Linked DNA regions of Homo sapiens: regions 2, 3, 4 and 5 are each linked to region 1. Evidence: chromatin contacts called from ENCODE Hi-C or POLR2A ChIA-PET data. All regions are on one chromosome and are shown on one strand. The core of a region is the stretch at or near the end of the contact, and the rest is flanking DNA. Distances in the headings are between cores, read along the strand shown. Region 1 has its middle 11 kb from the start of TRI-AAT5-2. Region 2 holds the start of HCG14 (HLA complex group 14). Region 3 holds the start of LINC02980 (long intergenic non-protein coding RNA 2980). Region 4 holds the start of ZSCAN31 (zinc finger and SCAN domain containing 31). Region 5 holds the start of ZSCAN9 (zinc finger and SCAN domain containing 9).

Evidence for each region. A loop is a pair of places that touch in the nucleus more often than their neighbours do. ChIA-PET counts read pairs that join two places held with the same protein, here RNA polymerase II (POLR2A). Pooled maps may share reads with other maps.
Region 2: a loop to region 1 is called in a pooled map, with 7 times the contacts of the local background. The contact joins the promoter of HCG14 here to the enhancer-like site in region 1. A Hi-C loop is called at or near these places in 1 of 37 single-sample maps with no recorded cell type and 10 of 50 pooled maps. POLR2A ChIA-PET finds 5 or more read pairs at or near these places in 3 of 52 experiments (CD8-positive, alpha-beta memory T cell, activated B cell and naive thymus-derived CD4-positive, alpha-beta T cell).
Region 3: a loop to region 1 is called in a pooled map, with 2.4 times the contacts of the local background. The contact joins the promoter of LINC02980 here to the enhancer-like site in region 1. A Hi-C loop is called at or near these places in 2 of 50 pooled maps. POLR2A ChIA-PET finds 5 or more read pairs at or near these places in 2 of 52 experiments (AG04450 and activated B cell).
Region 4: a pooled map shows a loop between it and region 1 (4-fold over the local background). The contact joins the promoter of ZSCAN31 here to the enhancer-like site in region 1. A Hi-C loop is called at or near these places in 1 of 168 maps with a recorded cell type or tissue (naive thymus-derived CD4-positive, alpha-beta T cell) and 9 of 50 pooled maps. POLR2A ChIA-PET finds 5 or more read pairs at or near these places in 2 of 52 experiments (AG04450 and HepG2).
Region 5: a pooled map shows a loop between it and region 1 (3-fold over the local background). The contact joins the promoter of ZSCAN9 here to the enhancer-like site in region 1. A Hi-C loop is called at or near these places in 8 of 50 pooled maps. POLR2A ChIA-PET finds 5 or more read pairs at or near these places in 2 of 52 experiments (GM12878 and RWPE1).

What each region holds. Positions count from the first base shown.
Region 1 is chr6:27,186,227-27,190,954 of GRCh38, forward strand. No RefSeq gene overlaps it. Among named protein-coding and RNA genes, the nearest start is that of TRI-AAT5-2, 11 kb to the left of the region's middle. RefSeq lists a cis regulatory region at 2,116-3,002 and an enhancer at 2,211-2,776. Within about 2 kb of position 2,750, at least 34 of the 41 ENCODE cell types and tissues checked have a DNase peak (open chromatin) inside an H3K27ac peak, as active enhancers do; they include GM12878, where a contact is called at or near this core.
Region 2 is chr6:28,894,098-28,898,825 of GRCh38, forward strand. It overlaps HCG14 (HLA complex group 14), which reads left to right and starts at 2,433. Exons shown (of 2, transcript NR_104117.1): 1 at 2,433-2,633; 2 at 3,014-3,223. TRL-CAA1-1 (tRNA-Leu (anticodon CAA) 1-1) reads right to left here and starts at 2,231; the gene lies at 2,126-2,231. RefSeq lists enhancers at 838-1,474, 2,110-2,745 and a silencer at 1,536-1,699.
Region 3 is chr6:25,990,147-25,994,874 of GRCh38, forward strand. It overlaps LINC02980 (long intergenic non-protein coding RNA 2980), which reads left to right and starts at 2,521. Exons shown (of 3, transcript NR_186645.1): 1 at 2,521-2,772. It overlaps TRIM38 (tripartite motif containing 38), which reads left to right. Exons shown (of 8, transcript NM_006355.5): 8 at 1-1,085. RefSeq lists a silencer at 2,330-2,639 and an enhancer at 2,630-2,839.
Region 4 is chr6:28,333,914-28,338,641 of GRCh38, forward strand. It overlaps ZSCAN31 (zinc finger and SCAN domain containing 31), which reads right to left and starts at 2,235. Exons shown (of 4, transcript NM_030899.5): 1 at 2,169-2,235. RefSeq lists an enhancer at 1,781-1,900.
Region 5 is chr6:28,222,902-28,227,629 of GRCh38, forward strand. ZSCAN9 (zinc finger and SCAN domain containing 9) reads left to right here and starts at 2,374. Exons shown (of 4, transcript NM_006299.5): 1 at 2,374-2,465; 2 at 4,111-4,603. The coding sequence starts at 4,184. RefSeq lists an enhancer at 2,179-2,278.

The sequences.
Region 1 (4,728 bases), core at 1,500-3,999:
ATCCTACCCCCCGCTCCCCCCCGCCCCACCTCTTCTTTTCACAAATGGTGGGTTTACCCTATTTGGAAAAGTTTAAGTTTTAGCCAGTCAGGATCAGCTTAGATTGTGCAGTCCAACCCCAGCCAACAGGGGAAGAACATAGAAACAGGAACTGCGTTAGTATTAAAAACTCCTTCCCGCTTTTGTTCGTTGTGCTCTTGCGATTGTAACAGGTGCAAGCAGCACTCTTCTGCAGAAGTAAAGGTGTCTTGCTGAGGAATTTTCTGTCTAAGCGTGAGTTTCTTTGGGCTACAATGAGCACTTGTTTCCAACGATAGGGAGGAGGCGGTAAATATCTGCCCTTGCGAGGGTTCCTTTCAGGCCAGGGCCTGATCCACCCGTGGGCAGTGGTAAACCCATAGAGGAGCCAGCAGAGCCCCGGAGTCACCCCGTGCCTGCTGTCTTGTGGACCCTACAATTCTCCCATTTCTTTTATACTTTTCTACTCCTTTGATTCATCCGAAGTTATTGACTCATTTACTCTCTCTCTCTCTGTCTATATACAGGTATGTATCTCATACTTGAAGGACATTTTTTCCCTTTTTTTGTTTTGTTTTTGAGAAAGGAGAGCCATATCTTTCGATGAGCCAGGTCAACTATTTACTTATTTTTGTTTTGTAATTTGTAAATTTTGTTTTTAATTTAAAGATAGGCACAAGATTGGCTGGCGCGGTGGCTCACGCCTGTAATCCCAGTACTTTGGGAGGCCGCGGCGGGGAGATCACGAGGTCAGGAGATCAAGACCATCCTGGCCAACGTGGTGAAACCCTGTCTCTATAAAATACAAACAAAATTAGCCAAGCGTGGTGGCACGCACCTATAGTCCCAGCTTCTCGGGAGGCTGACGGAGGAGAATGGTGTGAACTCGGGAAGCCGAGGTTGCAGTGAGCTGAGATTGCGCCACTGCACTCCAGCCTGGGCAACAGAGCGGGACTCCATCTCAAACAAACAAACAAAAAAAGATAGACACAAGATCATGTTTCTTATCTTTAGCACACTTCATTAACTCTGTTTCTGCATCTACCATGTGAAATAGTAGTTGTCTTTATTTGCTTTGTTGACTAGTAGAAATTTGATGGAAGATGAATGGTAAAACCAAAATTATTTTTTTACTACAGTACTTCTCGGTGGTACCTTCTCTTCTCTTTGTGCTTTACTGCCCCTCCTGCAGCTTTCCAAACCCTGAGAGATTGAGCTCTGCTGACCCAACAGGGTGTCAGCTGTTTGGGTTGCTGGACATTCTCTTGAAGATACATTGGGAAAAAGGCTTATGGGGCCATAAACTGGCAATAAAAATATGGGAGAGTAAGTTGTGGAAAGCCACAAGAGGCCTCTGAAGAGGAAAGCCTTCTTATCGCCATTATGTTCCCATGCTCTGAGTGCAACCTGCTCTCTTATCTATAAACACTGTGTTCAAGAAGAAAGACACTCCTTTGAAGCGTTGGAATGTAGACAGACGTGCAGGCTCCTAGTTAAGCCCGCTCCCACTAGCTACTCTCCAATAAGTTAAAGATACGCTGTTTGGGCACAAAGGAGATTCATTTAAACCGCTATTGCTATAGATTACGCCTGTAACACGCTGCCTCCCTTTCACCATTTCGCCCTAAATGTCTGCTTTTTGGATCTAAGTGATTGTACTCAATAAATAGTGTGGAGACCAGAGCTGGGCGCCTTTTGCAGCCTCCATTTTGCAATTGGCCCCCTGGCCCCCACTCTTTATACACTCTTAACCTGTCTCTTCTCATTCCTTTGTCGCCACCGGACTTTAGGTACCCTAAGGGTGGTATTGAGGCTGGTCCCCAACATTCTGGTGCCCAACGTGGGGCTCGAAAGAATCTGATGAAGGAATGCTCGAGCGTGTGAAACGGAGGGCTGATGGACGAAGGACTCCCGAGGACGAAAAAGTTTTTAAGCTCTGCAGGTAAGCAGGGCACTTGGAGAAAGCCAGGGACACAATGGGGAAAACTGAAAGTAAGTACACCACGTATTTGAGCTTGCTAGGGCGGCTGTTGAAGCGTGATGGCGTAAAAGTTGGTACAAAAAATCGTATGAATTAATTTCATGCTGTAGAACAATTTTGCCCTTGGTTCCCTGAACAGGGAACTTTGAAATTAAGAGATTGGGAAAGAGTTGGAAAGGACCTTTAAAAAGCACGTAGAGAAGGAAAGGAAATTCGTTTGCCTGTTTGGTCAGTTTGGTCATTGGTGCGTGCCGCACTGGAGCCATTTCAGACAAATGATGAGGCTGAGTCAGAGGAGGAGAAGGAGGAGTTTGATAATCAGGACTCTGAAACGCCTCTACCGAGTACTAGCCAAAAGGAGAGTCCGGAAGTAATTTATGCCAATCCCCCCAGTCTTCCTAAACCTATTCAGAAACTCATTCAGCTCAGGGTTCCTCAAGAGGAATGTCCGGAATGGCCACCTCCTCCTCAGCCGAGTGAGTGCAGGCGGAGGGAGCCTGAGACTCCGCTGCCGAGACTCGGCTGGCCGCGCTCATTATTGCCCGACCCGCAGTTCATTATGGAGAGGGGGTAATTCAGGTTCGCCCTGCAGTTCATTACAGTGAAGGAGCAATTTCCCTTAAAATGGATGACCCAGCGCCCTGTCTGGGTCGAACAGTGGCCTAAGGAAAAATTGGGGGCGCTTTATGAAATAGTTAAAGAACTACTAGAAAAAGGATATATTTCACCCACTTTCTCTCCTTAGAATTCCCCAATAGTTGTAATTAAGAAAAAGTCCGGTAGATGGCACATGCTGACCGACTTGCGAGTGGCCAACGCTGTAATTCAACCGATGGGAGCCTTACAACCTGGGCTCCCATCCCCCACTATGCTCCTTAAAGACTGGCTGCTCATTATTATAGATTTAAAAGACTGCCTTGTTTTACAATTCTTTTAGCAGAGGCAGATTTCGAAAAATTTGCCTTTACTGTCCCTGCCATTAAAAACAAAGAACCTGCAGCCAGATATCATTAGAAGGTTTTACTCCGGGGTATGTTAAACAGTCCCACAATCTGTCAAACTTTTGTAGGCAGAACTATCCAGCCTGTTAGAGATCAATTTCCAGATGTGTGCAGCAAAAAATAGAGATCAACCTATTCAATGTTATTCATCTTTACAAAAGGCAATTACAAACGCTGAATTGCGTATAGCACCTGACAAAATTCAAACAACCACTCCTTTTCAGTATTTGGGGATGCAAGTACAGGATACAGCCATTAAGCCTCAAAAGGTTCAAATTTAAAAAGATTATTTAAAAACCTTAAATGATTTTCAAAAATTGTTAGGAGATATTAATTGGATTCGGCCCACCTTAGGAATTCCTACTTATGCTATGTCTAATCTCTTCTCAATATTGAGGGGAAATTCCAACTTACAAAGTAACAGAGAACTAACACCGAGGCCATAAAAGAGTTAAAAGTAATTGAAGACAAAAATTCAACAAGCCCAGGTCAGTAAGATTGACTCAGACTCGCCTTTACAATTCATTGTGTTCCCTACTTCACATTCCCCAATGGGGGTTACTGTTCAAAATAATGATTTAGTTAAATGGTCTTTTTTTGCCACATAATACCATAAAAACACTCACAGTATATTTAGATCAGATGGCAATTCTAATTGGACAGGCTCGTCACGAATTGTTAAACTTTGTGGCACTGAGCCCAATAAGATTATAATTCCAATAAATAAAAATCAGGTAAAACAGGCATTTATTAACTCAGTTACATGGCAAGTTAATTTAACAGAATTTGTTGAATGTATTGATAATCATTATCCTAAAAATAAAATTTTCCAGTTTTTAAAATTAACTACATGGGTTCTTCCAAAAATTCCTTGTGATGCTCCTTTGGAAGGAGCTGTGACTGTTTTTACTGGTGGGTCTAGTAAACATTAAAAAAAGCGACAGTCTGGTGGAGACCACATAATCCAATCACTCGATCTGAATTTACTAACATTCAAAAAGCTAAGGTTATTCTGTTTAATTATTAAAGAACTTTTACAGCCTTAAGTTCGCTCTGGAGCCCAGTCTGTGTGTTCTTTTTCTTCAACTTCAGCAATTGCTAAACCAAGATACACATCCTATTTTTATTACACACATTCGAGCTCACAGCTCTCTGCCTGGCCCATTGGCTTACGGCAATAATCAAGCAGACCTTCAGGTTATGACATCACTGCTTGACCAAGTCACCCAATCACATCAATTTTCCCACCAAAATTGAAAAACTTATCTAAATAATTTCAACTTACACAGAGGCTGGCTAAGCAAATTATCCTACAATGCCCAGATTACCAGCTCACAAGCACGTCCCCTCCTTCAACAGGTGTTAACCCTAGAGGATTAGAACCTAATCCATTGTGGCAAACAGATGTTAAACACATCCCTAAATTTTGGAAACTAAGATATGTACATATATCCATTGTTACCAACATTCATCTAATTATTACACATTAAAAAAATAAAAGAAAAAAGTAAAGAAAAAAGACTAAAAGAGACAAAAATCAAAACAAGATGCAAAAAAAAAAAAAAAAGACTGTGAAAAAAACGAAGTAGAGGCCGGGAGCGGTGGCTCACGCCTGTAATCCCAGCACTTTGGGAGGCCGAGGTGGGTGGATCACGAGGTCAGGAGATCGAGACCACGGTGAAACCCCGTCTCTACTAAAAGTACAAAAAATTAGCCGGGCGCGGTGGC
Region 2 (4,728 bases), core at 1,183-3,682, 1.7 Mb after region 1:
AGTGAATTTTGAAATGAATTTAAAATCTCCTATTATATAATCTGCAGTTTACTTTGTTTTCTTGTTGGAGAAAGTGGTTTTTGGAGTCCAAGTATGCAGAGGGCACCTAGGATTCCAGAGTTAATGGGACTGAAGAGAAAAAAGCGTAACCTGACCCAGATTCTGCTGCTCACCGCTCCAAAGCCAAATGCTAGAGGGGAGGTTTGGTGGGAGGAAAAGCTGCTTTTAATCCGAAAGCCAGCAAACTGAGAAGATGGAACACTAGTGTTCTAAAGTACCACCTTAAAATTTAAATTTTACCATACGGTTTTTGTGTTTTTGTTTTTTTGTTTTTTGTTTTTTCCTGTGACAGAGTCTCACTCTGTTGCCCAGGCTGGAGTGCAGTGGTGCAATCTTGGCTCACTGCAACCTCCACCTCCCGGGTTCAAGTGATTTTCCTGCCTCAGCCTCCTGAGTAGCTGGGATTACAGGCATCTGCCACCACACTCAGCTAATTTTTGTGTTTTTAGTAGAGACAGGGTTTCACCATGTTGGCCAGGCTGGTCTCGAACTCCTGACCTCAAGTGATCCACCTGCCTCGGCCTCCCAAAGTGCTGGGATTACAGGCGTGAGCCACCACTCCGGGCCTACCATAGGGTTTTATTTATTTATTTATTTATTTATTTATTTATTTATTTATTAATTATTTTTTTTGAGACGGAGTCTCACTCTGTTGCCCAGGCTGGAGTGCAGCGGGCAATGTGGGCTCACTGCAAGCTCCGCCTCCCGGGTTTAGGCGATTCTTCTACCTCAGCCTCCCGAGTAGCTGGGACTACAAGCACCCACCACCACACCCGGCTAATTTTTTGTATTTTTTAATATTTTTAGTAGAGACGGGGTTTCACTGTGTTAGCCAAGATGGTCTCAATCTCCTGACCTCGTGATCCGCCCGCCTCGGCCTCCCAAAGTGCTGGGATTACAGGCCTGAGCCACTGCACCCGGCCAGCAATATTTCTTCTGTAAAAGAAAAGAATAAGTGTTCCACATGGAAAGAACCCAAGATATATTAAGTGAAAAATGTCATAGCATGACTACATTTCTGTTAAAAAAAAAAAACAAAATGTTATATATATATGCGAATGCAGAGAAAAAAGAAATGTAAAAAATACAATAAATTTTTCACGGTGATTACATTTGCGAGAGGAACGTACAGCTTTCATATTTCATTCAATGGTTAAAATGGTACTCAATTTTGACTGACAAAACGGTAATGATCAGATGCCAAAACGAGTGTGAATGTGCATAATTTACGAAAGACATTTTTGAGAACTGGTTACATGAGTTTTGAAAATAGGAGAGCAGAGGACCTGTGTAAGATTTTTAAAGAGACTGCACTGTCACGAGCCACAGCGTTGTGAGATTGGTAGGAAAGTGCTCCAGGAAATATCTAGGGGAGGGCTTGGATCTGAGACACAGAGTGTGAGCCTGGTCGAGAAGCGGGAAAAGAACCCGCCCAGAGCCCCTTCTCTCCATTCCCTCGGCGAGGCAGGAAGCTATCTGCGTTCCGAATCCCGCGACATCAGGATTATCTCGCACTGCAGCACAGAGACCAATCGCTAGTAACCTCTGCCTTTAATTAGGCGTTTTTTGGCCCAAATCTCGCGGCTTCGTAAAAATATCGCGATGCTTCCGCTTTTAATGTTTTTAGTTTGGACAAGCCCTTTGAGATAAATTTAAAAGCCAATTCTTTTTTTTTTTTTTTTTTTTTGAGACGGAGTGTCGCTCTGTCCCCAGGCTGGAGTGCAGTGGCGCGATCTTGGCTCACTGCACGCTCCGCCTCCCGGGTTCACGCCATTCTCCTGCCTCATTCCCGAGTAGCTGGGACTACAGGCGCCCGCCACCACGCCCAGCTATTTTTTTTGTATTTTTAGTAGAGACGAGGTTTCACCGTGTTAGCCAGAATGGTCTCGATCTCCTGACCTCGTGATCCACCCGTCTCGGCCTCCCAAAGTGCTAGGATTACAGGCGTGAGCCACCGCGCCCGGTACCTAAAAGCCGATTCTTAAAAATATACGTTGGTAATTGTTTATGCCTACTGCTGAGATCAGGATATCTCTAAAGTAAGGAGAGGAAAAAGAAAAGTATGTGTCAGAAGTGGGATTCGAACCCACGCCTCCATTGGAGACCAGAATCCCCACCGCGGAGGAAGCTTAGCTTGAGTCTGGCGCCTTAGACCACTCGGCCATCCTGACACACTGCATAACAGCCCTGATTTTTGCACTAAAATAGAGATCAACAAGCAATGATTCTGTGTCGTGCACGCACGCAGAAACGCGATGACGTCAGGGTTGCTTGGTAACAGAAGGGCAGAAAGCCACTTGTGGATTGAAAAAGCAAAAGGGTTCGCAGGACTAGAAAATGTTTCTGCATAAAACTGGATCAAGTCTCTTACGGGCCTTATAACTGTTATCGCCATCTCGAAAAACGTGTGCGGGTTTTTTTTTTTTTTTTTTTTGCTCCCAGCCTGCCCAGATTTCAGGAAGGAAAGAAGATCTTTTGCTTCTTCGGTCGCTGGGTCGGCTCTCCAGTGTCTGATGTTTACTGAAATCTTGATCGTGGTTAGCCTCCCCCAGGACTTCATTGTTTGGAAGATGGTGAGGAACAAAACAAAACCCTAACAAAAGACCCCGGTTCTATAGGAAGGTCCCCTTTTAGCCCCTCTATTTTGGTTCCATTTGTCACTGCCTTGCCACTCGTCGAAGTTTGTCTTGGGCTCTAAAAGTGGTAGCCGGGAACGGCTGGGAAGGTCTCCACAGGGACCACCACATGGGCAAGGCTGGTGTCCGCGCCGAGGGATCGGCGATCCCAGGTCCGGGGAAACTCCGCGAGCGACGCGCTCGCCCGCGGCCTTCCTTGTCGCTCTCGGATGTTCCCGATTAATGGGCTCCAAGTGACCACTGCCAGGTCGGGGAACACAGCGGTAGTTTTTAAGGGGAGTGCACCACATCGCCTGATCCACTTTTCTGTTTCTCAGCCTTCGCCAAGCAATCTGAGCTCCAGGCCGGGAAGCCCCAAGGTCACAAATTTTAATGGAGCCCTGAAACTAAACAGAAATCATCCCTCCCACTAGAACAAGAGCCCCTAGAGGCCAGCGACACCGCTAAAATAACATGTGTAGACCAATGCCGTCCAGGTAACAGTGCCTGGCAAACACGGTAGAGGTTCAATAAATACATTTTAACTCAACCGTCTTAACTCTTGTATTTGGGGCTGTGAGGTTCAGATAGAGGAAATATAAAGTTGGATATTTTAATTAGATTTTGTCCTAATAGCTTACTTTTTGTATTTGTTAATATAAAAAAAATTTCCTTTTTGTAAGGCAAAGTTAGGTCTCTTTTCTGCATGGAGAAATAACTGAGTTTCAGTAGGCTCTATCTTAATTTCCACAGACTTCCTTGGTTTCATATCCTATTTTTGATAGAGAGAAAATTAGTAGTGAGAAGTACAGTGAACACTGGTTCCCCAGTCTCCCTCCAATACATGAGATTTGTATATTTTCTTTCGATTGGAAGGAAATTGTCCAGGAAGTGATTCCCAACATGGCAACTGTAATCTTACCCTAACTATAATTATTTTTTTCTAATTGCAAAGTACACACAAATTGTAGAACATACAAACATGTCAAAAATTAAAATCATCCATAATCTCACTAGTCAGAGGTAACTATTAACATTTTTATATATTTAGTCTTTCATATGGTATACATTTTCCAAAAATGGTCATGTGTAGTAAATAATTTGCTAACTTGCTTTCTAAATGAATATATTATGAATATATACTTGCTAAGTACTATATTTTGCATAAATCTTAATTCCTGCACATATTCCATATCAAAGTGGTATTCTTGAAAACTGGATTATTTCTAATTTTTTATTTTCATCAGCAATGCTGTAAAAACTATCCTTACATAAATATTTTCAAACATCCACGATTATTTCCTTAAATTTCTAAAAGTGAAACCATTACATCAAATTTTTTTTTTTTTTTTTTTTTTTTGAGACGGAGTCTCGCTCTGTCACCCAGGGTGGAGTGCAGTAGCACGACTTGGCTCACTGCAACTTCCACCTCTCGGGTTCACACCATTCTCTTGCCTCAGCCTCCCGAGTAGCTGGGACTATAGGCGCCCGTCACGACGCCCGGCTAATTTTTGTATTTTTAGTAGAGACGGGGTTTCACTATGTTGGTCAGGCTGGTCTCGAACTCCTGACCTCTTGATCCGCCCGCCTCAGCCTCCCAAAGTGCTGGGATTACAGGCGTGAGCCACCGCGCCCGGCCTACATCAATGTTTATCCAGTTTTTGTTTGTTTGTTTTGACGGAGTTTTGCTCTGTTGCCCAGGCTGGAGTGCAGTGGCATGATCTTAGCTCACAGCAACCTATCTCCCAGGTTCAAGTGATTCTCGTCTCAGCCTCCCGAGTAGCTGGAACTACACGCATGAGCCATCACACTCAGCTAATTTTTTTTTGTATTTTTAGTAGAAACAGGGTTTCACCATGTTGGTCAGGCTGGTCTCAAACTCCTGACCTCAAATGATGTGCCCGCCTCGGCCTCCCAAAGTGCTGGGATTACAGGCGTGACCCACCGCTCCTGGCACATTTTAATAGGTAACAAATGATATAGCGCCCCCCCTTTTTTTTCTGATTTGATTATTAGTGAGGTCCAATATTCATGTTTAAAGGATTTTTATACT
Region 3 (4,728 bases), core at 1,271-3,770, 1.2 Mb before region 1:
GTTTTGTTCTGCTACAGGATATTTGCAATTGCCATTTATCATGAAATTCATGACATACCTTCTTCCACTCTCCTTTTTATCTTTATTGTTCTGGTTATAGGACTAGCTTTGCATCTCTACTCAATTCTGTATCAGTAGTATGCTTTCATTTTAAATTTTAAGTTTGTCCATATGTATATTGACACAGGGTCTTGCTCTGTTGCCCAGACTGGAGTGCAGTGGCAAGATCAGGGCTCACTGCAGCCTTGACTGCCTAGGCTCAAGTCATCCTCCCACCTCAGCCTCCAGAATGGCTGGGACTACAGGCACGCACCACCACACATGGCTCATTTTTTTGTATTGAGACAGGGTTTCTCCATGTTGCCCAGGCTGGTCTTGAACTACTGGGCTCAAGCAATCCTCCCACCTTAGCCTCCCAAAGTGTTGGGATTACAGGCTTGAGCCACCATGCCTCGCTTCTACACTTATTTTTAATTCTAAAATAATTTATAATAATAAATATTAACAATTAGATTTAATTACTGATAAATATTAAATGTTAAATAGGTTTTATTAAATAATTAAATAAAAATGAAAATAATCAGTATTTCAATTTAATTACTAATTATAATTCACAGTTATCCTTGTAACTCCTAATGTCTATATAAAAGATTTTTATATTTTTTAATTCTTAAAATTTTATTATTTATTTCACACCAGGCCATCACTGTGATACATTTTTTAAAACACATTAAATTATCACCAGAAAAGTGCTGTGATGGAAAATATAAATTGAAATACCTTTTCTGGTTAGGAGAGTAATTCTGTTTTTCTGATAGAGAATAGAAGAGTCCTTCAGGCCCCTCCAAACTGTCATATTCCGGGCATCGGGTGTCCCCATCCTCACTTCAGTCCACAGGCAGGGTCCTCAGTCTTCAGCGCTCCTTCTCTTTCCCCTTTGTCTTGTGTCTCCTTGGGTCTCTTTTCTCCAAGACCTAAACTCCCTGAGGACAGGACTATTTTTTACATCTTGATGTCACTCCTGAGCACTTGCTTTAATGTGTTGGACACTGGGTCCATTAAAGATTGTATGTGAAATTATAAAAGAAACGTTTTCACCTTTCTGTGGTACAGCTATAATTTCTGGTTTCATTTACCAACTGGGTGAAAGTGGACCAGTGACACCATTTGTCTGGGCCTTCCTTTCCTGAAATATAATATTGGGGCAATAGTCCCTGGTTCTTGTAAGGTGTTCAGGCACAAAACGCTAGGCATGTAACATACTAAATGAGGTTTTCCCAGTTAATTTATATGATTGCAAAGGACGTTCATATACACGGTCTGCTAAAGAATTCTGGGGCCAATTAATCTCTGTGGCATGATGGGTAAGTCGATCCCTTCTCTGGGCGTCTATTACTTCAGAAAAGGCATGAACTCAATTTTAGGGACCACACAAAAAAATTTATTCACTATCGTGTAGGACTTGGTCATTAGAGAGCTTTTGTTTCTTTTTTTTAAAATTTTTTTTAATTTTTATTTTCGTGTATGTGAATTTAATGGAGAGCTTTTAAATAACCAGATATTTAAATAACCAGATAATACAGATGCCCGGCCTGCTCCAGACAAATTAGAAAAGTATGTAGGTGAGGAGGGACCAGCCAGAAGGCGGTTTCAGCTCTGGAGTGACACTGAACGTACTTCTCTTCCAGGGATGTCACGAGGTGTCAATTTCTCTGGCCTTACCCAGGTCCATGCCCGCCCCCAGGGGCCCCAAGAATGACTTCAGCACCCCACCCCCACCTCCCTCTCCAGATGTGGGTCCTGGGAGCGTTCAAGGCCCGTCAGTCACTCGAGCCACCCCTTGGCGGCTGGACCAAATCTTGGGCTGCCGCCTGGATCTGCAGCTGGAAAGCGCCGTGACCACCGGTGTCCCCAGCTGGAGCAGGGCGGGCTGCACGACTCGCGAGGACGCCCTGAACCGCGGCTTCCTCTTTCATAGCCGCAGGACTCGTGGTCAGAAGGCCGACTCCAAGCCTCAGCGGATCCACGAAATGGCCTCTTTGAGGCTGTGGTGAAATTTAAGATACCCTTTCCCTGCCATTGTTACTGACGTACTTCAGCAAACAGGTTAAAGTTCTGAAAGGACGTGGTCACGACTTTATATTTCTTACAGATTTGTGTCTCATGTTTTGTGCGTAAAAACCATTCGTCCTCATTTGAGATTCTCATATCCGTAATTCAGTTATACATAAAACTGAATTCAGTTATATCATAAAATGTTCCCATGCGGGGAATGATTCGTTGGGGTCTCAGCCTGAGGCCAGACGCAGCAGAGAGATCGGGAGTTGGGGGATGGCGGGCGGGGAGCGGAGAGGAGGCCGCCCGCCGCCAGACTCAGGGTCCAGCAGAGCAGCAAATGCTCCCCGGCTCCCAGCCAGGGCGCAGCTGCTGGCCTGGGGCCGCCCCTCACGCCGCAGGAGCCCCGCCCGCAGCGCCGGCCCTGCCCCTGGCCTGTGAGGGCGCCAGCGCCCCCTACAGCTTGCAGTCGCCCTGCGCGCCTCCCCGCGAGGCTTGTTTTCTAGCGCCTCTGGTGGGCCGCCTCCCGCAGGCCTGGTGTGAGCCTGGGGTCCGTTCTCACAGCTGGATCTGGGGTCTGAATGCCGCGCCCTCTGGAGAGCCACAGATGGGTCTCCGCTGATGCTTCTCTCAATTTCCTCTAAGAGCGAGAGCTCCGGGAAAGGAGCCGATCCTGGTGGAAGACTACAGGTCTGAGTCCACTGGACGAAAAACGAGGTGCGTTAAGAGACCGCGGGAGTGGGGAAATGGGGAAGTGAGGGTGGGGACTGGGCAATGGGGGCGGGACGAGAGGTCTGGGGCTGGCGGGGACAGGGCTTAAGAGAGAGCCACCCCTCCTAGCCTTGAAGCTGTACCGAGCTTCCCTGTGATATTTTAAAATGCAAAAGTACAAAAATTGAAGTAATGGAACTATGCGTACGCACCTCCTAGATTTTTAAAGGTTAACGTGTGACTGTGTTTACTTCAGATGTTCCTGAAATAAATGAAAATGACCAGTTAAAATGAAGGAAGAACGCGCTTGCGTCCCTCCTAGAGGTCAAACACTCTTCTGAGGATAGGTTGTATGCTCTCAGCGCCTCTTTTTATTAAAAGTATTAAGAAGTACTTTTCCAAATATTAGATGTAGTGTGTCATATCATTTAAACGATTTTTTTTGTTTAAAATAGTCTTTTAAAAATAATCTTTTTATTTTTAGATTTTTTTGAGACAGAGTCTCGCTGTGTTGCTCAGGCTGGAGTGCAGTGGCGCCATCTCCCCTCACTGCAACCTCTGCCTCCCAGGTTCAAGTGATTCTCCTGCCTCAGACTCCCAAGTAGCTGGGATTAAAAGCGTGAGCCACCACACCCTACCAATTTTTGTATTTTAGTAGAGATGGGGTTTCACTATGTTGTCCAGGCTGGTCTCGAAATCATGACCTCCACTAATCCACCTACCTCGGCCTCCCAGAGTGCTGAGATTACAGGCATAAGCCACCGTGCCTGGCCACTTTAATCATTTTTGTTTTTGCATCTAGTCTAAGAAATTCTGCACTAAAATTCTGCACTATTTTCTTCTAAAATTTTAAAACATTTTCTATCTGTGTCTTTGTTAGATGTAGAAACTTTTGTGTATGATATGGGGTATAGCTATAATTTTATTTTTATTCCATATGAAAGCCAGTTTCTCAGCCCAGGTAATTGAATAGACCATCCTTTCTCCACCAACTCTTAAGGCTACTTCTGCTCTATTGTGTTCATAGTAGTTTCTAGGCTTTCTGTTTTGTTGTACTGATTTCTTCACCTATTTTTGCATCAAGGCTCTCCTCTTGGGGAAATAAAACAATCCTGCCAACCAAAGACCCCTCTGGATCCTCAAACACGCCATCAGCATGGAAGGCCGCTATGGCATAGCGAGAGATAAATAGGATTCAGGCAGTGCTGTCCTTACATCGCAATCATTCAGGTAGTTAGCAGGAGCATCAATCAGTACAGATATCCAGAGCTGATGGTCTTATTTGTATGAATGCCCAGTGCATATGGGATTGGAGGGGAGGGCTTGGAGTGGGATGAGGGGCTAGTGGGATCCAGAAAGGGGCTAGTCTTCAGGTCTTCCCTGGAGAGTATGTAATCTCTTATAACTAAGTGTTGATTTTTGTTTTGTTTGTACCTTCTTTAGATATTGAAGTATTCGCTAAGGCTTAACATGTAATATATTTAAATCTTCATATGAATACGTTTATCTGATAGATTTTGGTGAGACATAAACTATGAAACAAACAGAAAGATGGAACATGAGAAAGGGTCAAGGGTGGCCTTGGTTAGGGATGGCAGCTTTTACAACTATGAGCTAAGATAAAATTTAGAAGGTTTTCTTTTTATTTTAATTAATCATACCACTATTTTTCTCCTTTAATTTCCATATATAATGAGTTGATTGTAGTATTTTTATTGTGCTTAACTATTTTAAGATAATAGTTGTCTCTCCTCATTTTAGCAAATAATATATTTAATGAAAAATCAACTTTATTGAGGAATAATTTATACACAGTAAAATACACCTGTATTAATTATACAATTTGATGCGTTTTATATACCCAAACAGTTACTACTGTAATCAAGTTACAGAACACTTCCGTCAACCTAGATAGTTTCCATTTGTAGTATCACCTGTGCCGCCTCTTCCATCCTCTTGGCC
Region 4 (4,728 bases), core at 985-3,484, 1.1 Mb after region 1:
GGAATGAGGGTAGAGGCAAAAGTGGAAGCAGAAAGCAAGAGTAGAAGCAGAAGAGGCAAGAGTTAAAAAAAAGGGTAAAGTGGAGGGGGTGAAGACTATTGCACTGAATCTAGAAAGACTTCCACTTAGTTTAGATGTTACTGTACAAGTGAAAGGAGAAAGAGCTTAACCTTTGTAAAAGCAGTTCAGTCACTGGACAATCAATTTATGGAGCTGAGCTAAGAGCTTGGAATATAGAGGTGTTTATAGCTCATGAGGATATAGTTACAATACAATAAAATAAAAGCCATAATTTAAAAAATGTATACAAGGTATACCCCTGGAGGAAGTGGAAGAGCTCATCCTAAATACAAGATTAAGTTTTTATGCATTGCCTGTAATCCACAAAGGAATTCATTTCACATATATTTACTAAGTGTTTACGAGGTGTCAGACAGCAAAGAGTGAAACAATGCAGAATTTGATGTGTCCCCACTGTCCTTCACCGAAATAAAAACATGGCAGAAAGAGCATAAAAGAGAATGTTTTCATTCATGAGAATGTTTTCATTCACGTCAGCATAATTAACAACAGCAACAAAGAGATCATGTAAATCACAAATCATGTGTGTTGTAAAATAAATCCCAAAGGATACCAATTACGATGACAAGAAAACAGAAGAAGACCTTAAATACCATGAGGAAACAGTCAAATCCAGAAATGGGGATGCACTACAGGAAGACTGGAAGAGCCTCCTTTTAAACAAGGCAATGGGATGGGAGGAAGGGAGGCAAAGAGTAAAATTGCCCTAGGTTAAGACTCAACTACATGCAGTGAGTGGTCTATGATTGGATCCTAGTTGGTACAAACAGGTATAAAAGACATCTGTGGGACAACAGGGGGTGGAAGGATTTAAACATGAACTAGGTGTTAGGTGAAGCGCCTACACTTAGTTGGGTGTGCTAATAATCTTGTGGTTATGTAGGGAAATGTCCCCAATTTTTAGAGATGCATTAGAAACTAGAGGTGACAAGTTATGAGGTTGGTGGTTTTTACAATATTTAAAGAAAACATATGCGACAAACATTGCATAATGTTGACTTATTAAATAAAAATTACGTGTATATAGGAAATAAGGCTTTTGACAGGGAGAGACCCTTCTCTACCTCTGGACCTCGGTTTCGCCGCAAAGCTCCGACCTCTCTAGGGGTCTCTCCCACCACCCTGTGAAAGGGCTACCTAGCTTGCCTTAGGTGGATAGCAAGGGAAGGGTCCCTGGAGAGCCTGCCCCCGCCCATGATTTAGTGTCTTATCCCCACATAACATAAAACTAAGCCTGGGGAAAAAATCAGGTTGCAGGCACCGATAAGGGAACTAGCACAGGGTGTTGTGCCTAGAGATATGCCCACGGCTGCATAGATAGAAAAACCTCGGGCCCATTTGGATAAAAACTTGCACAGAACCTCCAGCTCACTCAGATAAGGGAACAAGGCCTGACACATAATGCCTTTGTCCTTTGTATAGTCAGCAGGTTCCCAGGAAAAGTTTCTTCTCCTTTTGTGGGTATGGACACGGTGGGTTCTGGTAGGTTCCGGCAGGCGCTCTACTTTCCTTTATTAGGACTATAAGCCCAGCTTCTGTGAATCATCACCTCAGCCCCTGATTGGTCCGGGGCCAAACTTTCACTTCGGCTTCTGATAGGTCCTGGGCCAAGCTAAGCAGCAGCTATGAATCATCATTTCAGCTCCTGATTGGTCCCGGACCAAGCTGAGTCAAGCGTTCGCCAGGACAGCCCGCAGACTAAGCGCATTCCCTCTCCTTTCCAGTCCATAAAAACCCCAGAACGGGCCCCATAATGGGTACTCCCGGTCGGGACCCCTTCTCTGCTGGCAGAGAGCTTTTTCCTTTCGCTTATTAAACTTTCGCTCTAACCTCACCTTTGTGTCTGCGCTCCTTTATCGTCTTGGAGGCAGGACAAAGAACTCCGGGCGTTATCTCAGACAAAGAAAGGCTGTTTAATCTTCAGGATAAGGGGCGGGACCTCCACCTACTCCACGGGGGCTTCAGGCCAGTGAATGTGTAGGGGCGGGGGTCACGCCTGCGCAGACGTTCCCTCCCCGCCTACTCCAAGGCACAGACCTGAAATCTTCTGGGAACCTGGCGGGTCGCGACAAGGGGCCAAGACTCACCTTCGGGGCACCGGCAAGCTACGGAACAGGTGGCGGGGCTGCAGCACCCCAATGACCGATCAACCGCAAAGGCCGGAAATGCGTCAGCCGTTCTGAGCCCACTGGCTGAAGCCAGGCAACTCTTTCCTTTCTAGGAATTCCAGAGGTGGCTGCTGCTTGGTGACTCCCTTATTGCAAACCCCGGGGCCAAAAATCCCAGTCCCACTGGGTGCGAGGCGGAGAAATCCGGCGAGGCATTTCTATGGGGAGCGGCCCCCAGCATTTAGGAGTTAGATGGTCATCGAGACCCAAAACATTAGAGCCGGAAGGTGTTAGGAAGATATAAACGTAGAGAGCGAGTAACAGGAGGCAATTCCACGGCCAAACAGGTTTATTTACAGGAAAAGCCTGCGAAGAGTTCCAGTTAGGAATCTGGCTGAGATCCTGATCGCTTACAAGCTGAGGCTTTTATAATAAAGTTTCTGTTGGGGAGGGGTTGGGGAAGTGCTGGCTAGTTGGAACTGTTTGGACACTTTCCAACTGGGGACAGATGTGGTTAGGGCCGTTAGGCTCTGTTGCGGTTAGAGCTGTTATGCTCTGTTGAAGCTATGGACGGGGTTGACATTTGCTTTGTTTCTTGAGAACACAGTCATCAAGGTTGTAAAATGGCATCACTATTGTTAGTCCTCACAGAAGGGACTTCATACTTTTTCTGTCTCTAATACTTACCTATTCTTCCCCGAGTCTGTCCACTTCCTCTGGTCTCTTTGACATCACAAAGGAGAGATGGTAATGGTGGGGACGAGAATACAGAGTTGTTTTTGTTGTGGTTTTGTTATTTTGTGTTTTACACTCAAACCTCTGTCTTCTGGAATCCCAAAGTCTAGAAGAAGAGCGTGTAAACAAGTAACTGCGTAAAACAGACGTGCATGTGAAATGAAGTAAAATAAAATAAGTGCTTGTAAATCGATGAGAATAGCCTCTGGAACATGCTAAGTACGTATGTAGGAAATAAATGTATGTATTAGTTTGAATTCGTGGCGTGGAAGAGAGAGGAAAACTAATGGGGCAAAACAAGACTCAGCAGGAATCTGCCAGTGTACACTGGAAAAGGAGCAAAGGAAATAAATTTCTGGGAGAGGGAATCAAATGTACAAAAGCAGAACTGGGGTGAAATCCTTTGGTACATCCAAAGAACTGGGCTGATCAGCATGACTGGAGAGTGGTATATGTGGCAGGGGCACCAGCTCTTACTTTTTTTGGATCCCTAACCAAGGAATTTGAGCAGTCTGATCAAATTTACATCTAGAAATGTTATCTTGGCAGCCATGTGGGGATGGACTGTAAGGAAATGAGACTACAGGCAGGGAGACCAGCTAGGAGACTACTACAAGAATCCAGGGTAGAGAGAGTGAGGGCCTGAATCAAGGCAGTAGCAATAGAAATAGAGAAGACAGATAATACATGTTAAGAGGTTGAATTGATTTTTTACAACTCATTCATTAATTATATAGATTCCCATTGAATGCGATCTTTGTGCCAAGGGCTTGCTGGATATAATAATAATGAAGGACACAAGGTCCTCATCCTCATGGGGTTTATAATGTAACAAGGAATACAGACAGAAAGAGACCCAGCTTATACAATTCAAGAGACCTTATTTGAGAAAAGGAATACAAAATTACAAGTACAAACATAGATATGAAAATGGAGACTTAAGTCAGGTGTAATAGCTCACGCCTGTAATCCCAACACTTTGAGAGGCCGAGATGGGAGGATCTCTTGAGTCCAGGAGTTCAAGACAAGCCTGGGCGACATAGTGAGACTCTGTCTCTGCAAAAAATAAAAAATATTATCCAGGCACAGTTACTCATGCTATTAGTCTCAGCTACTGGGGAGGCTGAGCAGGGATAATCACCAGCTGCAGTAGCCATGATCGTGCCACTGCACTCTAGCTTGAGTGACAGACTGAGACCCTGTCTCCAAAATTAAATAAATAAATAAATAAAGAAGGAAAAAGAAAAAAAACAAAAATGGAGATTTAGAATGGAAAATAGGCCAGGCGTGGTGGTTCACGCCTATAATCCTAGCACATTGGGAGGCTGAGGCAGGCAGATTGCATGAGCTCAGGAGTTCAAGACCAGCCTGGGCAACGTGGTGAAACCCCATCTCTACCCAAAATACAAAAATTAGCCAGGCATTGTGGCACATGCCTGTGGGTCTGAGGTGGGAGGATTGCTTGAGCCTGGAAGGTGGGGTTTTCAGTGAGCTGAGATTGTGCCACTGCACTCCAGCGTGGCTGACAGAGTGAGATCCCATCTCGAAAAATAAATAAATAAATATAGAATGGAAAATACATTCTTTACATCACATTACAATTTTTTTTGTAATTGTAATGATAATTACAATTACAAAACGAGACAGAACAGGGTCTCGTTCTGTCAACTAAGCTGGGGTGGAGTGGTGTGATCACTGCAACCTTAAACTCCTGTGCTCAAGCAATCCTCTTGCTTCTGCCTCCCAAAATGCTGGGATTAAAGGTGTGAGCTGCTGCCACCACATCCAGCTATACTACAAATTT
Region 5 (4,728 bases), core at 1,124-3,623, 1.0 Mb after region 1:
CATGTTCTGTTTCACCATCATCTTGTTCACTTGCTTACTGAAACCCTCTGACACAGTGGGTTAATGAAGATTCATACAGGACACAAATATTTGTACATTTGATATCCATTCTAAGAGATCTATCCACATACGAGCTAGTTCCATCAATAATCTCTTTGTCACCAATCCTCCAAGTCCTTCCTTCCTTCCTTTTTCCCTGTCTCCCTCTTTTCCTTTCTTTCTCTCTCTTTCTTTCTTTTCTTTCCTTCTTTCTTTCTTTTTTCTTTCTTTCATTCTTTCTCTTTCTTTCCTTCCTTCCTTCCTTCTTGCTTGCTTTGTCTTTCTTTCTTTCTTTCTGTCTTCTTTCTTTTTGTTTTATTTCATCTTAATTTTTTTAGCTTATGGCATAACCCACAGCCGAGTTAGTATCCCAATATGCCTGCTTCTAGATTCAGGTAATCCTTAACCTTTTTGGTTGATTTTGCAGTCAGTATTTCTTGTCTTTGAGTTGGTGTGGCATTTTCAATATTCAGTACGGATTCCCAGTTATATGTTAAAAATAATCCCTTCTGTCCCAGGATACTCATCAAAGTACTGCTATAGTGGAATCTTCCCGGAAACAGACAAATGAAAGCCAGTCTCTCTCAGGGCTAACCATTGTGAAGTCCAACGTGCTGCCCACTTGACTCTGGGCTGGAGCCTGCCTGAGCCCTATAGTTGACCCACTTAGCAAGCACATATAAACCAGTGAGAGACCCTAACCAACTGCCAGTGAGACATTTAAGAAGTTTCATACAAATATTAAATTGCATTTACTTGTCACAGATGGTCATACAAAATGGAAAAGAATAACATATTTAAACAGTCTATTCAAGTCCAAGAGAAATTGAGCATTTACTCTCATTTCATAGTTTGTTAGGAAAGTTTGTAATGAGGGATTTGCAAGTGAACATGGTATGGTGGAAAAAGTGATGAGGATTTTTGAGCAAATTTTCTGCATGTTAGTGCTCTTATTGATTATATACTTATTGGATATTTGAAAGAAAAAGAAGTAAAGCATAAAGCTTGGGTTTATTTAATGCCCTCAGAAGGCTAGGTTGAGGAAAATAATAAAGAAATTTTCCGAGCTACTACCGTTTTGGAGTTAAAACAGATCATGGAGCCTCCATTAACACACAAGATACTTTCTTACTGCTTTAATAAAATAAATGATAAGATTCTGTTAAAACAAACAGAATATAGTTTAATCTACGTGACACCATCATTCTGGTTGGCATAGTAAAACTGATGAATGACTAACAGTACCTACAATTACGCTCTTTTGTACCAATAAAATTTATTTAAGGCTGGGCATGGTGGCTCATGCCTGTACCAGCACTTTGCCAGGCGGAGGTGGGAGGATCACTTGAGGTCAGGAGTTAGAGACCAGCCTGGCCAACAAAGCGAGACCCTGGTCTCTACCCCCCTCCCCCAAAAAAAATGCTGGGCATGGTGGTATGTGACTGTAGTCCCAGCTACTCAGGAGGCTGAGGCAGGATTGCTTGAGCCAGGAGTTGCAGTCTGCAGTGAGCTATGATGGTGCCACTGCACTCCAGCCTGGGTGACAAATTTATTTAATTGGTTTTGGTTTGATTTTGTATTATTATTACTAAAACTCCAGAAAACTTTTACAGCAAAAAAAAAAAACAACAAAAAACAAAAACAAGAAAGAAAGAAAAGGAAAGGAGGATGGGAGAAAGGCAGGAAGGGAGGGAGGAAGGTAGGAAAAGAGGAAGGGAGGGAGGAAAGAAGGCAAGCACGCAGGCAGATGCCTAAATAAAGAATACATAGGGGCCTGGACAAATAAATTGCTTTATGGACTGTTATGCACCCATACAATAAGTTAGACTTACATGATGAGTAAAGCTTTTTAGGATACATGAAGTGAAAACGTTAAAATAAGCGGGGGAGAAAAGGCTAAATATAAAATAATGCCATTGTGTGTGTGAGAGAGGATCACAATGATATACAAATTCCAGGCTAACGGTGACAGTGGCTGCCTCGGGGAGTGGGACTAAGGAGGGGTAGGTGGGGTTTGACATTTTACTTTATTAATTTTGGTATTGTCTGAGGGTTTTTAAACCATAAATAATGTATTAATTTTAAAAATGCTTTTAAAAATCATCATTTTCAATAGTTAACGGTCTATGCTTCATCAACGTTTTCCGTTTAAAACCTGTGTGCGGCCCACACACGTATGACATTCTGATTATGTGATTCACTGCTGAAAAAGAACTGGACGCCAGGAAATTGGGGGTTGAGTCCGAAGCAAGGTGAACGCCGGACATCGAGACATGGAATCCTAGACCGGCCCGGAAGTGCCTCTGCTCCGTCCGCCTTCGAGGAGAGGTCGGCATCTTTGTTCCCTGCCCGGCCATTGTTCGTGCCGCGCTTCTAGCAACGCCGGGCCGGTAACCCCCTCTCCCTCCTTGCGCGTTCCGGGTCTCGTGAGTTGGCTGTGGGGACCGGGAATGGAGGCGGGTCAGGGAGGGTGGGGCTGGAAAAGGGGTGTGGAAAGTGAACCTCAGCCGCTGGGAAGTGGGAGCCGGAGGAGGGGGCGGCGGTCAGTGCCGGGCGGCTTCGGGCGTCCCCTAGACCAGAGTGGTCATCCCCAGCTGTGGGGACATTGTACAAGAAAGGGTTGTAGGAGGACTGCGAGGCTGAAGGGTCACCTCGGTGAATAACGACAACAGGCTTAGGACTCAGGGAAAGAAACACCCGGGAGAGGAAGTTAAGGACAATTAAGACTTTGGCAGCCTTCACGATGGAGAACCTGTATACCCTCTTACCTCTAGATTCTGAAAGCAAATTAAGGGGCGTTGAATGGACTGGTTTTCAAGCGCAGAATGTAGCAGTTCCCGATTCCCTTTTCCTTAGTTCATTGATTCTCAAACCTTATAATACATACAAATCACTGAGGAGCCCGTTAAAGGGCATATTCTGGGTCTCCCTGTACTTCTCTCCACCTCCCAATTCAGATTCCCCAGATGTCTGCCATAGGGCCTTTCAAGCTGGAATTCAGCTGCTGCGCTGTGCTTCCTGGCATTTTGGAGACACACATTTTGGGAACACCCCCATGGGTTTCAGGTGCTTCCTGCGTCTGTGGAGAAAACTTTTCCCTTGGGCTTCTTTGGCTTCTTAGGATTGTCCTCAAAAAGAAGTTGACCTTGGGCAATCTACTTAACTTTCCCTGGCTTCCATTTCTTATCTAGTGAAATAATTATTATAATAAAACCTCAGTGGGTAATTGTGAGGATGAAATATAGTCTTGTATCTGAAAGCATATTGTAGACTTGTGCAGTGTTGACTGTTATTCTTCAGTAGCAGCAGGGCGGTGTGGAAAGCTCCAGGACTTGGAATCCACCTAAGCCTTTCTTTCTGTAAATTTAGTGAAAATAATACTAACCTTAAATGGTTGTTTTGAAGATTAAGAAAACTGAAGTAAATAGTAAAGTAAATGTTGGTTCGTTCATTTAGTCGACAGTAACAATATTTCCATTTATTCTTTCTCTAAGTTGATGTTTATACAGTGAGTTCAAACTTTTTATTCAGACTTTCTGAGTGATCGGTGCAGTCCCTAATTCATGGGCTGTTTTCCTCCATGAACTCTGTGAAGCATTATTGCTATTTCTTCTTCACATAAAGAAATCAAGATTGAAAGAAGATTTAAAAACTTGGCACAAGGTCACACAACTAGTAAATATTAGGATCAGAATAAAACCTAGGTCTGGGTCAGCTGTGGTGGCTGACGTAATCCCAGCACTTTGGGAAGCCAAGGTGGGAGGATCACTTAAACCCAGGAGTTTGAGGTTGCAGTGAGCTGTGATTATGCCACTGCACTCCAGCCTGGGAAACAGAGTGAAATTCCCCATTTAAAAAAAAAAGAAAGAAAGAAAACCCATATCTGGGTAACTTAAAAGCTTATGCTCTTAGCACATTATGAATATATATATTTCCATTATTTCCATCCTTTGGTCACCAAATCACTTTTCAGAGAAGAGCTTTAGGGCCTATGATAATTGCTTGTATTATCAGTTTCTGTCATCAGCTATTATCATTTTTCTATATAAATAATTTATTTTTACTGCTTAGGCAAGCGCCTCCAAGGTTTGTCTTGAAGCATAGCTCCAGCTGGAGGGTACCTTTTAAGCTGTTCAAGGTCAAGATGAATACAAACTCAAAGGAGGTTTTATCCCTGGGTGTTCAAGTTCCCGAGGCATGGGAAGAACTTCTGACAATGAAAGTGGAAGCAAAAAGTCACCTTCAATGGCAGGAATCCAGACTGAAACGCAGTAATCCACTGGCAAGGGAAATCTTCCGAAGGCACTTTCGACAGCTGTGCTACCAAGAGACCCCTGGACCAAGGGAGGCTCTTACTCGACTCCAGGAACTTTGCTACCAGTGGTTGAGGCCACATGTGAGCACAAAGGAGCAGATTTTGGATCTGCTGGTGCTGGAGCAGTTTCTATCCATTCTGCCCAAGGAGCTCCAGGGCTGGGTGAGGGAACACTGTCCAGAGAGTGGAGAAGAGGCTGTGATTTTGCTGGAGGATCTGGAGAGAGAGCTCGATGAACCACAACATGAGGTAGGAAGGGAGATTTGCTAGAGAAAAATGTGTATTTTGGCATGCCAAGAATCCTTGTCACTTCTGCTTTGTGTCTCCTTGACATTGGTGATAAAATACTCTCTTCCTGTTTCCTTCTTTCTTGG